Regions from separate parts of the Homo sapiens genome. Here regions 2 and 3 are each linked to region 1. The links are chromatin loops, found by intact Hi-C in ENCODE. Cell type or tissue: GM12878. All regions are shown on one strand. Each heading gives the region's core, and the rest is flanking DNA. Links, peaks and the distances in the headings are about the cores only.

Region 1 (4,000 bases), core at 1-4,000:
GAAAATAAGGAGTAAAAGATGAACACCATTTAATTTACAGTTCTGAGGCCAAAGGACACAAAAGGCAATTTGGTCAGTCATGGTACACACAGGAAAAATACAGGACATCACTAAGCAGCAAGAAAATGTAAATTCACATAATATACCAGTTTTCAGTTAACAACTTTTAAAAATACTAATACCCAATATTGATAAGAACACAGCAAAATAAGTATTCATATTCTCTTCGCAGCATAAAACCAGAAAATCTTTCTGAAGAACATTTTGGTAATATGCATTAGAAGCCCCCAAAATGGGCCTACCCTTTTGATCTAAGTAATTCCACTTTAAATTTTTCCTTAGGAAACAACCAAAGATGCACATAAATATTTAGTGCAAAAGAGGTCATAATGATATTATTTATAACATTAAAATCTAGAAACAACATAGATGTCTGAAAATAGAAGAATCTAATACAATCATTAAAATGATGTGGTTAAAAAAAGACGGTGAATTGGAAACATGTCTGTAATAATTTAAGTGAAGGTTATAAAGTAGAATTCATCATACAATCTATCATAGTCCTTTTAGAAAATGCATATGCAAGAAAGGACTGGAAAAGTATACAGGAAATGTTAAGAGTAGTTATCTGAATGAGAAACATCGATAATTATTGTTTTTTTGCTAAATATTATTTCTAAATTTTCTAAAAGAATCTATTACTTTTCTGATAAAAATAAACAATGTAAATTAAGTTTTCATGGCCAATGAATTAGGAAAATTTCATGATATACGTAAGTGAAATATATGTAATATAAAATATAAATATTTTCATATTTGTATTAAATATAAAACTATATTAGAATATAAAACTATATTAGACAATATGGCCCCAGTTTTGTTGGAAGGAAGGAAAAAAAGGAATGAAGGAAGGGAGAAAAGGAGCGAGGGTAGGAGGGAGAGGAAATAAGAGAGAAGGGCCAGACGTGGTGGCTCACTCCTTTAATCCCAGCACTTTGGGATGTCGAGGTGGGAGGATCACTTGAGCCGAGGAGTTTGAGACCAGCCTAGGAAACATGGTGAGACCCCAATCTCTACCAAAAACAAAAAAAAATTCCAGGTTGTTGACATGTGTCTGTGGTCCTAGCTACATGGGAGGATGAGGTGGGAGGATCACTTGGGCCCGGGTGGTCAAAGCTGCAGAAAGCCATGACTGTGCCACTGCACTCCAGCCTAAGTAACAGAGCGAGATCCTGTCTCAAAAAAGAGAGAGAAAGGGAGAAAGAAAATCCCAGAAATTTAACATGGGTTTAGCTCTAGATGGTGAAATACCTGGTTTTATTCTACATACTTTCCTAAATTTTCAAAGCATTTTTAATTTAATGGGCTTATATTGCTTATAATATAGAAGAAAAAGGCTATTTCAGGATATGTTACTATAACATATTCAGGATATGTAACTATTTGTTGGAGATTTTCTTTTACCCAACAAATTAGTAAACCATACCCTATTACTAACAAAAGTCCCTAGCCATATCAGTAAGCTAGGGACTTCTGTTAGTAACTTTTGTTTAGATATTATAGAAGGGGGAAATTAGTTTAATTGCTTTTGTTTCAAAATAAAACTGAATTTGATCCTAAAAAAAATTTGGTGGAGTTAAATATATTCATGGTCTTCCCTTTCCGGAATCATGATGCCATCCCTGTGTTCTGAAGATTTAAGAAGTATTTTGAGGCTGAACAGAAGTCAAACCACCTGTTGTCCCCTCCTTTACATGGGAAGAACAAAAGATCACACGGTTACCTAAGACCTTCTAGAGGTGTGGAGCAAAGTGGAGACCTCCACCCTCAGTATAGGCTGGGAGTCTGCTCCCTGGTAAGAGACTTCATTCACAGCCTGGCAACAGTGCCCCAACTAGCTTCCCCCTAGCAGAGATGCCAAGGCCCCTGGGAGGATCATGGGGTTCCACTTCCACCTCGCTGCAATCGCAGATGCACCACTAGAGGGCAGGCCAGTTCACTGGCCCAGAAGCTGACACTGGGGGCAGGAGCCCGCCCCGCTCTGAACTCCAAGCCAAGAGGGCCTGTGACTGGCATCTGGAAGTTTCGAGGGCTATGCTGTTGTCCACCCACATTCAACAAACAATACATGCAGTAGCAGTCTGATGCTTCTTTTAATGCTTCTTTTAAATCACACCAAAAAGTTACCTTTTCTTTCAAAGCTTTCCTCTCTGACAAAGCAAACGAGAGCCAGGAACTTTGTCACCTCTTTTAAATAAAGCACGGTTGTATTATTAAGCTTTATGATGGCTGTGGATTCCTTGTCATAGGGGGTTCCTGCTCCATCTTCTTTGAGACTAAATGGGGACAGAAACCAAAACATGTGACCATTGAGAAAGAACTAGAAACTGTAAGCCAGTGACAAGAGACCGGCTTTAAGCCACAAAAAGTGATAATCATAAGTTGTTTACACTTGCAGTGCCTTTCAGCAAAAGAGCTCAGAAACACACAGGCACAAAAACATACACAGTCCTCAACAGTCATTTCCTACTGACAATGAGTGGCTGTCTGCAGCAGCTGGGACACTCTCCAGGCACCTGAAGAAGCCAGTTGAAGGATGAGGTTAGCTCTCCCCACCTCCGTGGCCAAGGGCTTCTTGTTTTCTCACCTAGAATAGCCAGGCTGTCAAAAGCGTGGTCTGATGAAAGACTAAGAAAGGCTGAAGATATGTTCCAAATTCAAGGAGTCTAAAGAGACCTGAAAGCCAAGTGCTAGACTGGATCCTGAATTGGGAAAAACTGCTATAAAAGATAGAATTGGGACCACTGGTAAAATCTGAATATCGTCTATATATTAGATAATAATGTAGCCATGCTAAATTTGCTGAACTGTGAACTGGTTCAATTTACTCTCAAATGGTTCACTGAAAAGAAATAGATACACAATATGTATTAGAAAAAGAGAGATGCAGCAAATATGGCAAATTGGTAAAAACTGATGAATCCCAGTGAAGAGTTATACAGGAGTTCATTTTACTACCCTTGTATATTTTCTGTAGGTTTTAACTTTTTTTCAAAATAAAGAGTTAAATAAGATATATAGGTCTATTTGGCCAGGCGCAGTGGCTCACGCCTGTAATCCTAGCACTTGGGAGACAGGTAGATCACGAGGTCATGAGTTCAAGACCAGCCTGGCCAATATGGGTGAAACCCCATCTCTACTAAAAATACAAAAATTAGACAGGCACCACGTGGTGGCGCACACCTGTAGTCCCAGCTACTCGGGAGGCTGAGGCAGAAGAATCCCTTGAACCCAGGAGGCAGACGTTGCCGTGAGCCGAGATTGTGCCACTGTACTCTAGCCTGGGTGACAGAGCAGGACTCCGTCTCAAAAAAAAAAAAAAAAAAAGATATATAGGTCTATTTAAGAAAAGGTGTGGTGTGCAGACACAAGTGACTTGGGTTTGAATCTCATTTCTTTTATTTGCTAGCTATGTGAGCTTGGACAAGTCGAATAACTTCTTTGAGCCTCAATTTCCTCATATGTACACTAACAGTAATTATTTCAAAGTTTTCTAATGAAGATTAAATGAAATAATGCATATGTAGCACTAAGCATAATGCTGAGAACATAAAATACACACTTATTATCATGGCTTTAATGACTGAAACTGGACCCTCTGAAGATACCTGTGTAATAAAAGTGTTATGAATCCTTTCCTCACAGGCAAAGGACACTTCCCTAAACCTTTTCCCCCTTACCTAAAACTGTACATAAATTTTCTGATTTATTTTTACTCCCCAAATTTATGAATAACTGACCAGAAATTTGACTTAATTGGAATTGTGTTAAACCTTACCACATTCACTGAGAACTAGCATTTATTAAAGCTTACTATGTGATATTAACCATTCTTAGTTCTTAAAATGCATTATCCTCTGTCTGCTATAAGAATCCTCTAAGTTTCTAAGGAAACTGAGGCTAGGGGAAAATAAGATAACTTGGTCAAAGCTGACGATAG
Region 2 (6,191 bases), core at 1,120-5,119, 240 kb after region 1:
GATTGCACCACTGCACTCCAGCCTGGGCACAGAGTGAGAGACTGTCGTGGGGGCAGGTGGGGGCGGGGGTGGGCCTTTTTTGGCCAGGTGCAGTGGCTTATGCCTGTAATCCCAAACTTTTAGGAGGCTGAGGCAGGCGGATCACTTGAGACCAGGCATTCAAGACCAGCCTGGCCAACATGGTGAAACCCTGTTTCTACTAAAAATACAAAAAATTAGCTGGATGTGGTGGTGCATGCCGTCATCCCAGCTACTCGGAAGGCTGAGACACAAGAATCGCTTGAACCTGGTAGGCGGAAGTTGCAGTGAGCTTAGTTCGTGCCACTGTACTCCAGCTTGGGTGACAGAGTGAGACCCGGTCTCAAAAAAAAAAAAAAGGTCCTTTTTACTTGGTACCTACCTTTCTTGGACTCTATCCTAAAAAGGTAATAAAACCTGCTATTGAAATGAAATATGGAAAAGAAAAAAATAAGCAATAAAACCAGTAAAATTTTACCGACAAAGATGTTCATGACAGCAGTAGTTATATTTTTTTAACTGTGGGGAGGGAGACTTAGAATTATGGTTCATTCATACAGTGGAATATAATTAATATTAAAATCGTAGTTTTGAAAATAATGCTTTCCACTGTTAAAGAACATCACAAAGAGATATAAGATCATATATAGTACATGTCCCAGTGCTTAATATAAATTTGTGTATTTAAAAATTTAAGCACAGAAGAATATCATCAGAATATTAACAGTGGTTATCTCTGGGAATTGAGGCTAAGATTGATTTTTATTTTTGTACCTTTCCCAAATTTTCCAGAATGAACCCATTATTTCTTTTACAATTGGGAGAAGAGACTTTTTTTTTTTTTTTTTGGATACAGAATCTCGTTCTGTCACCCAGGCTGGAGTGCAATGGCACACTGTCGGCTTATTGCAACCTCTGCCTCCTGAGTTCAAGCGATTCTCCTGCCTCAGCCTCCTAAGTAGCTGGGCATGTGCCCCCACGCCCGGCTAATTTTTCCATTTTTAGTAGAGATGGGGTTTCACCATGTTGGCCAGGCTGGTCTTGAACTCCTGACCCCGTGATCTGCCCGCCTCAGCCTCCTAAGTATCTGGGCATGTGCCCCCACGCCTGGCTAATTTTTCTATTTTTAGTAGAGATGGGGTTTCACCATGTTGGCCAGGCTGGTCTTGAACTCCTGACCCCGTGATCTGCCCACCTCGGCCTCCCAAAGTGTTGGGATTACAGGCGTGAGCCACTGTGCCCATGCCAAGAGATATACTTTATCTCAAAAATAAAAAAGCGTTATCAGTACTCTGGAGATATTTGCAGTTGAGGTAAGAAGGGTCATAAAAGGGCTTACCCTCTTTTCTTTCCCTGGATGGCCAGATTGGGTCTGTAGCAGGGGCCTGAGAATTTCCCACAGTGCACTGCCACATCACAGAGTGGTAGCTTCAGCTAATAGTGGTAGGATAATGAATCAGGTGGGCTAGAATGGGGTTCTAGGTGGCAGTAGCCTGGGGACAATGGGCAGCAGTAAGTACCCTCCCTAATACACACACACACACTATATATATATATATATGTACAATTTCATGGCCAAGTCAAATCTGAAACCATAGTATCTCTAGCTTATGACACACAGACATCTGCATACAAGATCTTCAACAGCAATGCCAGGCAAATCAAGCTATAGAAATATACCCCATCAATGAAGTGACTTCTCCAGACCTTGCATGCTGCAGGAAATAGAAATGACAGCCTGAAACTCCTTTGTGAACGTAATCTCTGTGGGAGCAAGAGAACCCACCTCAGTGGCTTTGCCCTCCGGTGAAATCTCCTGGCTCTCACTACTTTTCCATTGGTTCATTAGAGAGCATAGTTAAGCAAGCCATGCCTTCGTCATTTTCATCCGTCTCCCCTCTCCAGTCCCTCATTACATCTTAGGACATCTTCAAGTCTCACACCTGTTCCTCTTTCCATGCTCATTCTTAAGCATGCCCTGGATTATTTCAGATGCCTCAAGCAGATTGGCAGGCTCAAATCTAGTCCCTCCTTTCATCCTGCTCTTCCTCTGCTCAGCGACCTTCTCATAAAGCTCCTGTCTGACACTGTCTATAAGCCTCTGCTGGCCCACCTCTGGAGTTCCTCCTGGCTCCTTTCCCCTAGAGCACCTCCTGTGCCCTCAGAGTGGGGCTCACTGGCCTGCTTCTCATTCCTGCCTATAGACCTCCAACCTGGCCCCAGGCCCTCTCCCTCCCCGAAGACCCACTGGGCTGCTTCTGCAACTCTCCCTTGGCACCGCATGCAGCTTTGTGCTGTCGTTTCCTAGTTCATATTTTTCATGGTTCCCTCATGGATCAAAAGCTTGAGGTCTGAGAGCAGCAAGCTACGTATGGTAATATCGCCGGTAGTGCCTGGCTCACAGCTCAGGAGGTGGGTGGCTGCCCATTTCTTCAAAATGCATATGGTCTGGAACAGGAGTTGATGGTGTGTAATCACTTTTTTTTTTCTTTTTGAGACAGAGTTTCACTCTTGTTGCCCAGGCTGGAGTGCAATGGCTCAATCTCGGCTCACTGCAACCTCCGCCTCCCGGGTTCAAGCGATTCTCCTGCCTCACCCTCCCGAGTAGCTGGGATTACAGGCACCTGCCATCACGCTCAGCTAATTTTTGTATTTTTAGTAGAGACAGCGTTTCACCATGTTGGCCAGACTGGTTTTGAAATCCTGACCTCAGGTGATCCACTCACCTTGGCCTCCCAAAGTGCTGGGATTACAGGAGTGAGCCACCGAACCCGGCCTGTAATCACCACGTTTTTTTGTTTGTTTGTTTGTTTTGAGACAGAGTCTCACTCTGTTGCCAGGCTGGAGCGCGATCTCGGCTTGCTGAAACCTCTGCCTCCCGGGTTCAAGCTATTACGCTGCCTCAGCCTCCTGAGTAGCTGAGACTACAGGCACACACCACCATGCCCAGCTAATTTTTGTATTTTTAGTAGAGACGAGGTTTCACCATGTTGGCTGGGATGGTCTTGATCTCTTGATCTTGTGATCCACCCACCTCGGCCTCCCAAGGTGATGGATTACAGGCGTGAACCACTGCACCCAGCCCAGAAATTGTTTCTGTGTAAATAAAATGGCTTCAGAAGGACAGGTCAGGAAACTCATGCGTCTCAAAGGGAGGGACATTTTGTACCAGCCATAGCCCGTAGAAAGATCCTTCTTATTCAGCAGATGTAGCAGCTCCTGTCTGGGAAATCAGTACCCACTACTCAGGGTGGGGAAAAACGCCTGCTACATATATATCTACCCTAGGTCACATTTTCTAATGTCAGGTTTTGAGATATAGGTATGAAGTCACGCTGTTCTGTGAGTTTTGACAAATGTATACGGTTGTGTAACCCCCACCATAAGATATAGAATGTTTCCATTGCCCCTTAATGTTCCTTTGCGCCCTCTGGTGGCAGGCCCCCAGTCACCCTCTCCCAGCCCCGGGCAACCACGGATCTGTTTTGCTTGTTCATAAAGGTCATGTAAATGGAATCATACAGTATGCGGCCTTCTGTGTGTGGCTTCTTAAACTTAGCATAATGTTTTTGAGATTCCTCCGTGTCGTTACATGGAGGAATGGTTCACGCCTCTTTATTGCTGAGGAGTATTCCATTGTGTGGATCTACCACAATTTGTTTATCCAAACCTATGGTTTTTAATTTTCTTGGTGCAAATGCTTTTCCACATCATCGATATTTCCTTATTGGCAATATAAGCTTTGGTATGATCTATTTCTAGAGGCATCAGATTTCTTTCATTTCACTCATGTATTCAACACGTATTTAGTGGTTGCCATGAAGCCCATAACTTGCAGACAACTTGAGAGTAGTGTTTTTAAAACCTGGGCAGACCCCTTGTTGCTGAGAACTAAACTAGCAGTGGTTCTCCACCTGGCTGCACATTAGACCCTCCTGGGGAACTATAAACAAACGAAAAAGGAAAAAAAACAAAACTTAAAAAAAAAAAAAACCTGAAGACCAGGCCTGGGGTGATGGACTGTCCCAGTTTGCCCTGGGCTAAAGGGTTTCCCGGAATGTGGGACTTTCAGTACTAAAATAGGGATGCTGGATACCCATCCCCAAGGCCACATAAATCAGAGTCCCTAGAACGGTTGTGGCTGTGCACAGGGCTGGTTTGAAAGCTTCCCCAGGTGATTCTAATGTGCACCCAAGGGTTGAGAACCAGCGAGCCTGCTAGAACCTCAGGCCTGTAATCCTCCCTGTGCCTGGAGGTAAAAGTGAGACAAAAGGTCCACCAGGGCTGGTTGGAGCTAAGGTGAAGAGAAGGGGGATAAGCAAACTGGCCGCATCCAGTATTCCTCTATTTTTTTTTTTTTTAACTCATTTCTCTTTTTAAAAGATCAGGAATCTGATATACTGGAGTATCGGCAGCCAGGACTGTGAGATCCAGAAGGGTGTGAACTAGGTGAGGGAGAAGCAATGAACAGGCAGTGTAATGCTCTGAGCCCACGCACCTGCAAGCCTGACCCAGCACTTGAGCTCAGCAGAACCAACGCGGAGCTTCTGTGTTTAACCTCCTGAGTGCTTGCAGGCTCTTGGATGACACAATGTCACCTATCACACGGCCTTGCTTTCTTGTTACTTTTCTAGGGGTTATCAGCGGCCTCACATGCCCTACTCCCATAGACTCAAAAGTTCTGTTCATGTCCTGCAATTTTTTCCTGCAGTATTGCTATGGACCTTATTCTGACCCTTGGTTGTCATTGTGATGTGGTTTGTTGAGGTTCTCAAAAACAAGAAGGACCCAAAAAGCAAGAGGGTCTCAATCTGTGTCCTAAGTGATAGATGCAACTGTACTGCCTGAAAGGCAGGGCCTGGTGTCCATAGTTAAAATTTTGATGTTTCAAGAAAAATACAAGAATGGGTGACTTGAAAAAGGCTAACAAGTTAAATCTCAGTTGCATTAGCCTGCCCTTCCAGGAAGTGGCTAGTTTTACTTTTTTTAGCCCACCATTGGCAGGGATTGTAACCACAGCTATTGCCCATGTGGGGCAGGAAGTCATCTGATAGGAATTGAGTACTGTGCATGTGTCCAGCATTGTGTGTTAAGAAAACACCTTCCTAGACACTCTGAGTCAATCCCCATAGTTTTAGGATGTGGGGGTCATGCTCCATTTCCCAGGTAAGGAATTTGAGCATTTGAAAAGGCTGGCTTTTAGTTAGTAAGTTGCAGAGCCAGGACTTGGAACCAAGGTTTTATGACAAATAGGACTCTTCTGCCTGTTCAGACTCCAAATTAAATGTTCTTACCTCTGAAGCATCCCCACTGAAACCATCGGGCAAGAGGCAGAGAATGTGAGCGTTGCCTTTTCCCCCGAGTAAGTACTGCCCCTCTGCAAGGCATGCAAGTCTGTGCGGAAGCATGTTGCTAATATGTCCTCCCTCTCTCTGCCTCTCTCCAAGGCGGGGAACACAGCTCTGCACCTGGCCTGCCAGAACAGCCACTCCCAGAGCACGCGCGTCCTCCTGCTGGCCGGGTCCCGCGCTGACCTCAAAAATAATGTGGGTGAACAAAACCAGATTCTCACGTTCTCTCTTTCTTGTGTCACTTCAGAAAATAACTTCATGAGCATACTTGAACCTTAACATCTAGAAATTAAAATGTAAAAAGTATTTGGGGACTATCTCTAAAGTGTTCTTTTTTTGGCAATTTTCTAAGGGATCATTCAGGCATGTGAGAAGAAGAATCAAAAGACTTGGAAATACTGCTTTTCTCCCATCATTTTCCCTTCATGCCTCATCTTTGGTTTATCATTTCTTACAGTACGTGTCTGGCCAATTACAGACTAGGAAACCAGTTAATGTTTTAAGAAAGTCTCTACCCACATAGAGTGTTGAGTGTTGTACTATTATCAGCAAATATGAGCTGGTGCCATTTACAGGGGAGGTCCTCTAATGCCCCATGCCCAGCATCTATAGCGAGCAGGTCCTACTGATGACTGAGGCGTCCTTGGGATGAGCTGACCGGAAAGGTCACATGGGTATCGCTTCTTCACAAAGAAGCTGTATTTCCTTTATAAATCCCCTGCCTTAGCCACGTTGGCTAAATAAATAAATAAATCTGAGGCTTCTTTCTAAAGTGTCCTCAGGTGAGGGTCTCCCTGTTTGGGGTAGACTCATCTAATGCTC
Region 3 (6,191 bases), core at 1,120-5,119, 230 kb after region 1:
GACATCTTGCTGTTCTCCCACCTCTTGCCCAGGTTCATCATGGCCACTTCATTATTCCTCAGTATTAGCACCAGTGAGAAATTAAGAGAAGGCACAAAACCCCTCGTTTTGCTACTTGATAGTCTGATGAGTGGAGAGTAGAAATAATGCACTAAAGGAAATCTTCACATTTTGAACATATCGTGTTCATTGATTGCAATGACAATAGCCAAGGTTAACTGAGACAAACTTGAATTTTGGTTAACCCATAAGAATCTCCTGCCAATCCAAAGGGGCAGGAGGGAGTGATCATCCGAAAGCCCCTGTGCAAACCTTGCTCTAGGCCCTCTGTCTCCCAAGGGAGTAGCATTGAGGACTTGTTCCGAAATCATTGTTCATTTTGCATTCACAGCATGGCCGGACTCCCCTGCATCTTGCTGCCAATAAGGGCCATCTTCCTGTGGTCCAGATCTTGCTGAAGGCTGGCTGCGACCTTGATGTCCAGGATGATGTGAGTAGAAGCCATCATTCTATCAGGCTGAGTTGGCAGGGGAGGTTTTCTGGCTAGAAATCCACAAAGTGTAAGCTGTGAGATGGGAGGGTAGTAGATGCTCTCGCAGCACATTTTAGCTGCATCTTGGTCTCTGTGGCAGCAAGAACTTCCTCTGGAAGACCTGCTCTGAGGCCCATTCTCAGTAGCAAGTTAGAGTTTGGGAGTGTGGGGTGGTTCTCCATCATGGTTCACTTCCTGTCTATTATTCAAGTGATCACTTCCTCTCTATTGTACAAAATGCCTCAAAGGGGATTTTTGCCTGTGTCCTGTCTCAGCATAAAGAGACACACACATGCACATTAGTGAGTATGGGCAAGACTTGCCGGAAATGTGTGTCAATGACCAAATTTACCATTGGAGAAAAAATGGGGATTAAAAACTTAATTTTTTTCTCATCTTAATTTCTCTTGGTCAGTGAATATGACATGGAAAATGATCTATTCAAGTTGGGGAGTTGGGGGAAGACACAGATCTCATGGAATCTAAGAAAAAGGAGGCCTCCAGAAAGAGTTTACTCTGCCACCATGCTATTATTGAGACATGGCCATCAACCAACTCAGCTCTGAGTCTATTCATTCAGGTTATCTAGAGATGGACTCTGATTGGCTCCTCTGGCATCAAGTGGCCAATCCTGAGTGAGTCAGCAGTGGCTGGGGTGGAGTCACGTAGTACAGTGGGCTGCCCTACTGGGTCTTTGGAGAAGGTGGTTCTCTAAGAAAGGACCATATAAATTGTCCTCCAACAGCTATTAGGAAAAGGTCTTTTGATAATACAGTTGAAAACTATTTTTAGAAATGGTTGCAACACTAATTCATGTAGTAGAACTCTAAGAAATAAGAACTTTTATGGGGAACACAGAATGTTGGAGTGTTTGCACTTATAACCTCTTCCAAATTCACCTTTAATAACTGTAGTTATAGAGTGTGATTCAAATTTCACATCTTCAGATATGCTACAGTGTGGTTTACTAAAGTGCTTCTAGTTTTCTTTGGGTCTGTGTATAATGTCATAAAACTTGGCAAACACACAGTAAGAAGGACAGTACTTGCAAAGAAATAACTATGACTGTTTTATGCATGGGCAGAAGGCCATCCAGTGTCTTTCATAAATCTCTGGTTATATCTGGAACTTGCTGGGTCATCAAAGATGTTATTTTCAAAAAATGTTGATTTAGCTTTAAGCCATTGATTTCTACCTTAGGTCATAATACTTTTTTATTTTCCTGCACTATGGTCATCATAACATTCTCAACTATATCATATCCTTAGATGACAGGAACAAAAATACAAGGAGAGAGAAAAGATTTTGGCCACAGAAAAGGTGGGGAATTGAGTTATTACTGGTGCAAACATGTTGGGATGCATTTGGTCTTCTCTTCGCATAATTAAAGGCTTTGCTTGCCACAGTGGCAAGGCCAAAATGCCAGGCATGCTAACCCATTCCAACTTGACACCCCTGCCTCACATCCTGGGCTCTAAGTATCACTGTGTTCTCATGCAGCAAAAGCCTTGCTAATTTCCTAGAACTGCTGCTGTTTATACCAGGCAAGGTAGGAAGTGAAACAGGCAAGAATTTTCTTAGGTAGCCAAAGTGAGACGTGTCAGCAGAAGAAAAGCCAGCTCTACTTTTAGACAGAGAGAGTCCCTTTTATTTATTGAAGGTATTTTCTTGCATCTTTTCCTTGTCCTAGAGAGACAATGCATATATTGCTTCTCCCAGATAAATTAAAATAAAAATACAACAACAAGAAATAATTGGGAGTGGAGAAGGTAGAATTGACCTTCACTAGTTCTGAAGAAATGCATTTGCCAGCAATATGATCCATGCCTGTTCTCTGTGTATTTACCATGCTGTTGATGACCAGCCTTGAAATACATGCAAGAAATCAAGGAAGAAAACTCTTGATGTGTGTCCTTTAAAGAATCTAGGAGATCAGTTATTTGAAAAAATCTCAGAAGTTACCTGTCTTGGATGGTGGGTAGAAACAGAGAATGTTAATGATATGAAGAATTTACTCCTAACTTCATATTCTACAGATACTGATCTTTATGGCATGGTAAGAACTGAGAATTAGTTGAAGAATGACCTCCAGTGGCCTGGAGTGGGATTATTATGAATTTCAACCTGTGGAAACCAGTTCTTTAGATTATGCAACTCCAGGAGCAAATTCTTTCTTGCTTCCTGCCAATCGTGTCAACTCTCATTGGAGCGCTAATGCCATCTCTGATTGGTCAATGAGCAATCACATAGCTCCCGCCTCAGAAATAGTCCAGGATGCTGTGGCCACAGTGAAAGCCATGAAAGAAGACAAAAATAAGAAAAACCACAGAGGGAAGGTTAGGAAGGACCCTAGAAGATCAGAGAGAGAAAAAGAGGTCAGCAACTTGCTTTACACACCTAACCTGTCTTGAGCTTCCTTGCAGTATGTCTGCCTGTGCCACATGGGGGTGTTTCCTCTTGAAGAGGCGCACACTGCACCCTTGCATGACTGAAATCTGCCAACACTACACTCACTCTTTTTCACCATGTAGGAAAGAAAAATAACAGTATTTCAAAACAAAGATTTAGACCTTATAGGCACCAAAGCTCTTAAAATCCCAAAGTGAGAAACACTGTCTCAGAAAAACTGAGAGCTGGCAGTTCACGTACTTCGCAAATGGGTCAACATGTTCCAAATCAAAGTGCCAAACTGCAAGGTTGCAGGCCCTTCAGGTTTCCAGCTACAGCATCTTTCCTTCTGCTTCTTGTAGTTAATCATTCAACAAATGCTTTTGGGGCAGCTCTAGTGGCTATGCTTTACTTTATGAAAGAGGCAGTCCCAACCCCACAGATGCATCTGACCTTTTCTGAGGCTCGTCCTAAGGTTAATGACTTCACAGGTTGGAAGCAGCTTGGGGTGAGTGCAAAGAGCCTTGACAATTTGATTTCTGGTCCAAGCATGCTGTCCTAGGCTTATCAATAAAATGAGAGAATTAGACATCAATAAAATGAGAGAATTAGACTTGGCACACAGTAGGGAGTCAATAAATATTCAGTCCGGGCCTGGTGGCTCACACCTGTAATCCCAGTGCTTTGCGTGGCTATGGAGGAAGGATTGCTTGAACCCAGGAGTTGGAGACCAGCCTGGGCAACATGGCAAAACTCCATCTCTACAAAAAATAAAAAAATTAGCTGGACATGGTGGCAAATGCCTGTGGTCCCAGCTACTCAGGAGGCTGAAGTGGGAAGATTGATTGAGCCTGGGAGGTGGAGGTTGCAGTGAGCTGAGATCATGCCACTGCACTCTAGCATAGGTGACAGAGTGAGACCCTGTCTCAAAATGAGTGGATGTTCACCAAATAGATAATTCAGTAAACACTGTTGAGAGTGCTCTACCTTTTCCCAGCATTTAAGAATTTCATGATTGACTTAGGTAGGTATCATATGCAAGTAAGAATTATGTCAAAGTAGCCACTTGTATGTATTGAGGCCACATCTTGTTTCTTCGTGTCATTTCAAGGAGGAAATGTTTCAATGGTAAATTTTAATCTTATAGGAGGAAAGAGTCCATTTGTAGATAACTGACCCTGTTTCAACTGAGGGCCTCAAGGTACTAAATTGTTTGTGTTGTATTCTAGGGAAGAATAGATCCAAGATGATAACCTGAGGCAGCTATTGTTTACATGTTTCATGTCTCTCACCTCAGAGCCTTTAATTCTCATCTTGGTTACTTGAGAAGGGTGGGTTTTTCAAAGCCTGAGAAAGCGTATTGCCCAGTCCTCCAGAACCATTCCAGCTAGTGTCAGCACAGCTAGCAGTACAGCCAAGGACAGCCACTTTTGGTAGGGAGAGTCCGAGCCTGGCCTGACAGCAGTGTTTATCTGACCCGGGCTCTCGGTGAGGTCTCTGTCTGAGAGGACGGCTGGAGGGGGAGCTGTGGCCTGGAAACAGGCAGGACAGCCAAAAGGTCCCCCAGAGGAAGGGGTGTGCAGGACCTTTGCCAGCAGCTTAGGACACTATGTGTTCTCGCCGCAACCTCACACAAGTCATTAGATTTCCTTGAGTCTTGCTAGTCTGGAAATGTCCTCCCAAGGTCTGAACTGAAAGTTAGATTGAGCTGCTTGCATTGAGCTAGAGTTTCACAAAGGAAAATTTTCTCAAAGGAAGCAAATACAGTAGATTGATGATGAAAGCAAGTAATAAATAACTTGGTGCCATTCCGGCTCCAAAGATACCTCAACTCATAATTTAGAGGGCAGCTTGTGAAACATGACAAAAAATATTTGACCTAAACCAAGGCTTAGGTTAGTCTGTGCCGTACCATCCAGTGAAGGCCCTTCGTGAAATAATTTGTACAGCAAGAGTGGCTAACACGACCCATATGCTCAGGGCTTGTTGCTCATACTTCATGAACAATACAGAGTGATAAGCTTTGTCCTGGAAAAAGTTGTTTTTATTGGTCCAAAGAGCACTAGAGTGTAAGTAGTTTGTGGTTATATTAAAAAGCCTGTAAGAAGTGGAAATCTAACCAAGTCAGCACTACCCTGAAAGCGTGAGCTGCAGTCGCGTGGTTCTTGCTAAGAAGGGCACTGTCTTTCTTAGCAGGTCAGTAATCATCATTGCACTGGAGGCCTATTTTGGGAAATTCCGTCACCATTCTGATAGAGAAATGGGAAGTCTTGGAAATCTTACGGAAATTTTAAAAAGTTGAGACGTGGGGCCAGGCACGGTGGCTCGCGCCTGTAATCCCAACACTTTGGGAGGTGGAGGTGGGCAGATCACTTGAGGCCAGGAGTTCAAGTCCAGCCTGGCCAACATGGTGACACCTTATGTCTACTAAAAATATAAAAAAAAAATTAGGCATGGTGGCAAGTGTCTGTAATCCCAGCTACTCTGGAGGCTGAGGCAGAAGAATCGCTTGAACCTGGGAGGCAGAGGTTGCAGTGAACCAAGATGGCACCACTGCACTCCAGCCTGGGCGACAGGGCGAGACTCTGTCTCTAAACAAAAACAAAAAGTTGAGACTTGGGCAGTATCTCATATGATTACTAGTTTCCTTGTCTAGAACTGCTTTCTAAGAGGTCTGAGGTAGACAGCGCAAATGGCACAGCCTACCTCCTGCAGCCACTGACCCAGCGGCCACATTCTTTTTTTAACCACTGCAAGGGTTCTCTTTGAATAAGGGGTCTGGGAAGGTGGATGAGAAGAAAATCAGCCTGAACCTAACTGATAACAGGAATAATAGTTTAGGATGCTGAAGGGGGGAGGTCGGTGGTGGCAGTGCTGAGGACAGTGATCTGTCCTCAGTGTCCTGACCCCCCCTCACTGCAGAAATTCCTTACCTTCCACAAATGAACAGTGGGAAGAGAGTCTGTGACAGGGACAGTCCTGTTACTGGGGTATTGTTTCTGCTCAGACTTCTAATAAGTAGCGGTTTTTCCTGATGCTAAAAGTTATCCGTGTTAAATATAAAAAGCTGGAAAATATTAAAAAGTATAAAAAGTTAAAAGAGAAAAATCCTTTCATGGATTTTTAAAGGGAGACTTTTTAATTTTAAGAAAGCAATTTTGAGTTTTAACTAGGATTTTTTATTGTAATAAAATATACATAGCATTAAATTTACTGTCTGAACATATTTACGTATACGGTTCAGTGGCATTAAGTACACTCACATTGTTGT

Evidence for each region. Peaks named below come from ENCODE experiments on the same cell type or tissue, not always from the same donor. Only the 100,000 strongest peaks of a DNase experiment are listed, where the experiment ranks them.
Region 2: a loop joins it to region 1, with 7 times the contacts of the local background. A loop is called at or near these places in 38 of 110 quality-filtered maps.
Region 3: a loop joins it to region 1, with 4 times the contacts of the local background. A loop is called at or near these places in 13 of 110 quality-filtered maps.

Annotation. Positions count from the first base shown.
Region 1 is chr6:89,370,250-89,374,249 of GRCh38, forward strand. RRAGD (Ras related GTP binding D) reads right to left here. Exons shown (of 7, transcript NM_021244.5): 6 at 2,188-2,336. Among named protein-coding and RNA genes, the nearest start is that of UBE2J1, 20 kb to the left of the region's middle. RefSeq lists enhancers at 1,841-2,135, 2,045-2,264, 2,635-2,754. In GM12878, for the core only: a CTCF peak has its summit at 1,986 (motif pointing right); no DNase peak of the experiment used is centred there; H3K27ac peaks cover 1,434 bases.
Region 2 is chr6:89,606,807-89,612,997 of GRCh38, forward strand. It overlaps ANKRD6 (ankyrin repeat domain 6), which reads left to right. Exons shown (of 16, transcript NM_001242809.2): 6 at 5,466-5,564. All of the region lies in intron 1 of LOC124901359 (a long non-coding RNA gene), which reads right to left. Among named protein-coding and RNA genes, the nearest start is that of MDN1-AS1, 29 kb to the right of the region's middle. RefSeq lists a silencer at 2,576-2,775. In GM12878, for the core only: a CTCF peak has its summit at 3,447 (motif pointing left); a DNase peak (open chromatin) is centred at 3,435.
Region 3 is chr6:89,595,525-89,601,715 of GRCh38, forward strand. ANKRD6 (ankyrin repeat domain 6) reads left to right here. Exons shown (of 16, transcript NM_001242809.2): 3 at 392-490. Among named protein-coding and RNA genes, the nearest start is that of MDN1-AS1, 40 kb to the right of the region's middle. In GM12878, for the core only: a CTCF peak has its summit at 2,629; no DNase peak of the experiment used is centred there; H3K27ac peaks cover 94 bases.